2 separate regions of the Homo sapiens genome follow, and region 2 is linked to region 1. A link is an interaction called in ENCODE POLR2A ChIA-PET data of the cell type or tissue named here. Cell type or tissue: A673. All regions are shown on one strand.

Region 1 (2,500 bases):
TTTGTGCATCAGTCCTACACCGTTTGAATTACTGTGGCTTTACAGTTTGTCCTGACAACTGGCAGCAAAGTCACAGGAGGCATAATTCTAGCAGTGGGCTATGCCCGGAGACACAACTGTTAAATAAAAATAGACAGACGGTGTCATTGTCCTCGTGAGGGTCAAACCCTTGTAGGATTGTGGAGGTGAAAAAGCTTAATTTCAAAGAATAAATTGGCAGTTTAGTCTATATCTGATGAGTAAATGCATAAAAGCAGAAAATGAGTAGAATTCTTTGTAAGGGTGGATAAACAGGTTTGCAGGTCAGACGCTGGCAAATCCCCAAGATGAGGCTCAAGGTTTTTATCTGAGACTAGCTTCTTGAGAGCCATTGTGGGTTCTAAAAAGGGCGTGCTATTTCCAGTCTCGATACCAAGTGGTGAGTGTTAGCATCTGTGACACAGAGCCCAGAATAAACACCTACTGAGATTGTATGACCAGTGTGATGCACGGTGTGACCTGTTCATCTGATCCTCCTGCAGTAGCAGCAACAAACAGCTCAGATCATTCCTCTGTGCCCTTGCTTTGAACCAGTGCCGACCCAGGACCCAAGGTTTAAGTGTGGATTTAAAAATTTAAACAGCTATCTGACACGGTTCAGAGGCAATAACCCAGGTATGCCCCCATCGGCTGGGGCTTGCTTCCCCACCGCCCCAATGTGGATAATGTTGCTGGCTGCCTCAGATTTTGGGGGTGACATGGCAGGAGGTGAAAATGTCACTGTTTTTTGGTCAAGAGAGGATATCAAGGCAGGTTTAGAAAGTTCGTTAGCCCCAGTGTGCAGCAGAGCAATAAGACATGTATTGTCTTTGCACCTCAGTTGCAAATATTTCCAATAGTTTGTGTTTATGTTGCATTCTCTCACCACAAGCTTCCAATTCAGGGGATAAAACTAGGCCTTTCATAGTCAACTTTTTGGTGTAAATCTCAATTCTAACTGAATTTCTATAGCCCAAATCATGCCCTATATGAGCTCAGTAGACTGTTTAAATAAATGAAATTGCTTTATAATGCAAATAACTACCCAATTTTGTACATTTTATTTTTCAAAGTTTTGCTTTTTTAAAGCAAGATATAACTGTGGATGGCCTTCCTGCAGAGGGACGGGCATGTGCAGTGTCTTAGCTGAAGTCTTAGGAAGGCGGGAGGGAAGCATAGCCTGTTTCTGGATTTGTCAGCATGCTGTGAGCCTAGTGTGCTCTCATCATCTGAGCCTCATTAGCATCTTCATCCATTTGCGTTCAGATTCTCTTCTTGCCCAGAGATGGGATTTCTCCCAGGGCTTTGGGATGAGAAATCATCCCTGGCACCTTCCTAGATTCTCTGTCTTCCTCCTGGAAGAAATAAAACCAGCATGGATAAGTGTTTTGGTGCCGCAGCCAGCACTCCCAGCATGCTGTGGGGTCTCAGCCTCCCCCACCCGAGCTGGTTGCTTGACTCACTACTGTCAGGTACCAGATTGTGACCTTCTAGAGGGCAAGGAGACTACAGTGGTGGATGAAATGAATCAACGATGAATAAGGGAACCACAAGAAGTCGTGGGATCCGGTGAAGGCAGTGTGACAATGGAGTGAAGCTTCTGGGCTTAGAAATGATGGACCTCATTCAAGTCCTGTCATTCACAGCCGTTTGACATTTGCTAGTTACTTTGTCCCCTCTGTCTCCCTTTCTTCCTCTGTATAGAGAGGCCTAATACTTCCTCCACAGGAGGGTTGCGAACATTGCACGGGATAGCATCAAATCCACAGCACCTTGACCCGCCAGCCCATTAATGAGAAAACCCACCCCTGAGAACTGTTTGTGCCTCAAGCCAGAAGACACCATGGCAACTGGCCTGCTCTCTTCTCTGAGGATTATCAAGACCCCTGCCTTTATCATGTTAGGTAGGCTCAAAGAATGAAGAGCAATGAAGAAAAATGTCTCACCTGTGCATCTTAACAAAAAAGTCTTCAGCACTCATACATCACTGAGCTTTCTGTTTACTGCCCTGTTTCTCAGACAGGCTCTGATCTTTCCAGTGAATCACTGCCTCCTAGCCCAGAGCTCAGTCCTGTTGTTAACAGTCTGTTCACTGCCTTAAAAACGAACTAACAAAATAATAGTTAATAAACTAACTTCAATCCATATGCTCATTGATTAAAGTACACCCAAAAAGGAGAATAAATTATAAGCGTAAAGCTCAATGAATTGTATCTTCCACTCCTTATTAATCCCATTGCTTCTAGCATTTATTCTTATTGTTGCGGGGCAGGAATAATCAATTATCTATCTATAGGTTTCACCTATGCTTCCAGTGTTGAGATTCCAGCATAAGGAGGAAAGAGTGTTTAACAAAAGTGGTAAGAAGTATGTGACAGCCGAAGTGATCAGGAGCTGGGAACTCTGCTAAATAGGAAGAGACAAGAGGAAAGCAGACTAAAGCAAGTTAATTCGTGTCTATGGAGTCTCCCAAGTTCCAAGC
Region 2 (2,500 bases), 720 kb before region 1:
TCTTCCTGGTGTTCTTTAAATCTCGTGGATCTGCGATTTGGTGTCTCACATTTATTTTTTGGGAAATTCTGTTATTATTGCTTTAAATATTTCTTCTGTTTTTTTCTCTATTTCTTCTTTTCCTGATATTCACAATATTTATGTTACACCTTCTGTATTTGTCTCACAGTTCTTGGATATTCTATTCTATTTTTCAGTATTTTTTCTCTTTGCTTTTTAGTTTTAGATGTTTCTATGGACATATCCTCAAGCTTGGAGATAATTTCCCCAGCCATGTCTAATCTAATGAGCCCATCCAAAGGCTTTCTTCATTTCTCTTACAGTGTTTTTTGATATATTGCATTTCTTTTTGACCTTAGAATTTTCATCTCTCTACTTACATTGCCCATCTGTTCTTGCATGTTTACTTTTTTCCACTGGAGTCCTTACCGTGTTAATTATAGTTGTTTTAAATTCATGATCTGATAATTCCGGCATCTCAGCTCTATTTCTTCAAACTGTTATTTTTCTTTCAGTATGCCTTTCACTTTTTGTTAAAAGCTAGACATTATGTACTGTAGAAAGGAACTCTGGTAAATAGACGTTTAGTGATGCGGTGATAAGGAGTAGGGGAGGGGAAACATTCTATAGTCCTATGATGAGGGGTTTTAGTGAGCTTGTGTCCCTTGACTATGCACTTCACAGGTGCCTTTAAATTCCCCCCCTCCCGCTCCACCCTGCTTTAGGTAGGACAGGATGGGTGGAAGGGACTGGAGTCAGATATATCACTTCCCCTAGGTTGGTTAGGCTCTGACAAAACCCCAATAAATTATGCTCTGGTAAAATAGTATTGCTCTCTCTCTCTCTTGCTCTCTCTCTCTCTCTCACTTTATGAGACAGAATCTCACTATATTGGACAGGTTGGCCTTGAACTCCTGGTTTCAAGCAAACTTCCCACCTTGACCTCTCAAAGTGTTTGGATTACAGGCATGAGCCACTGTGCCCAGCCAAACCTGATGAATTTTTAATTTTTTTTAAAAATAGAAATGAGGGTCTCGCTTTCTTGCCCAGGCTCAAGGAGTCCTCCTGTCTCAGCCTCCCAAGTGTGGGGATTACAGGTGTGACCCTAAAATATTAATAGTTTCTTTTGAAGGCAGACCTTGTTCAGAAGAAAATAATGCTTTGGTGTACTTCAGAGTAACCACTTTTCCTCTCTTCTCTTTCCCCTGCTGGAAACATAAGATTTTTCTTCAGTCTTCATTGTGGGAACCTGGTTGAGCTCCTGGACTTAAAACTAACGAAAGCCCCTCAATAACTACATCTCCCTGGAGTTTTGGTGTGACAGACTTGTTCATACTGAGCCTCCAGCAATTTGTCATTTATAGGTTAGGTCCCTTTCTTTTCCTTCCTTCCTTCCCTCCCTTCCTTCCTTCCTTCCTTCCTTCCTTCCTGCACTCCCTCCCTCCCTTCCTTCCTTCCCTCCCACCCTCCCTCCCTGCCTCCCTCCCTCCTTCCTTCCTTCCTTCCTTCCTTCCTTCCTTCCTTCCTTCCTTCCTTCCCTCCCTCCCTCCTTCCCTACTTCCTTCCTTCCTTCCTTCCTTTCTCTCTCTCTCTTTCTTTCTATCTTGACAGGGTTTCACTCTGTTGCCCAAGCTGGAGTGCAGTGGTGTGATCTCGGCAACCTCCACCTCCTGGGTTCAAGTGATTCTCCTGCCTCAGCCTCCTGAGTAGCTGGGACTACAGGTGCAAGCCACCATGCCCAGCTAATTTTTATATTTTTAGTAGAGACGGGTTTCACCATGTTTGCCAGGCTGGTCTTGAACTCCTGACCTCAAGTGATGCTCTCACCTCGGCCTCCCAAAGTGCTGGGATTATAGGCATGGCCACTGTGCCCGGCCAAGTCGGGTTTTTCTACCCGAGTACTGGTTCCCATGGGGTTTTCTGCTCCAGTATGTTATGATTCTCCATATCTGCCTGTTCATCTCTCCAATTTTGGGGTCAATGGTTTGCTCTGTGACCTCACTTCTCTGATTCACCTAAAAAGAGTTGTTGATTTTTCAGTTTGTTCAGGTTTTTTCTTATTGTTAGGATGAAGTGGCAACTTCCAAACATATGTCAGACTGGAATTTTTTAAGAGATATTTTTAAAAATGCCTGTAGACATCCCTAAAAGATTTAGATGCTATTAACTATTTCAGTGCATTTCCATGTGCATCTATATATGAAAGCAGATATATATTATAGTTTTTTATATGTATGTAGGACTTATTTGCATACACAGTAATATACATATATGTATACAGTGTATGCAAGTATGTCCTACATACATATAAATACAATATATGTAGTTGCTTTTTTTTTTTTTTGAGACAGAGTCTTGCTCTTTCTCCCAGGCTGGAGCGCAGTGGCAGGATCTCGGCTCACTGCAAGCTTTACCTCCTGGGTTCACGCCATTCTCCTTCCTCAGCCTCCCGAGTAGCTGGGACTACAGGTGCCTGCCACCACGCCTGGCTAATTTTTTG

What was found. Peaks named below come from ENCODE experiments on the same cell type or tissue, not always from the same donor. Only the 100,000 strongest peaks of a DNase experiment are listed, where the experiment ranks them.
Region 2: POLR2A ChIA-PET joins it to region 1 with 8 read pairs; 1 of 35 experiments calls an interaction of 5 or more read pairs at or near these places.

The regions. Positions count from the first base shown.
Region 1 is chr15:91,801,934-91,804,433 of GRCh38, forward strand. It overlaps LOC105370974 (a long non-coding RNA gene), which reads right to left and starts at 2,083. Exons shown (of 2, transcript XR_007064765.1): 1 at 1,965-2,083; 2 at 1,064-1,373. In A673, no CTCF peak of the experiment used is centred here; no DNase peak of the experiment used is centred here; H3K27ac peaks cover 1,448 bases.
Region 2 is chr15:91,079,694-91,082,193 of GRCh38, forward strand. No RefSeq gene overlaps it. Among named protein-coding and RNA genes, the nearest start is that of SV2B, 19 kb to the right of the region's middle. In A673, no CTCF peak of the experiment used is centred here; a DNase peak (open chromatin) is centred at 1,318; H3K27ac peaks cover 903 bases.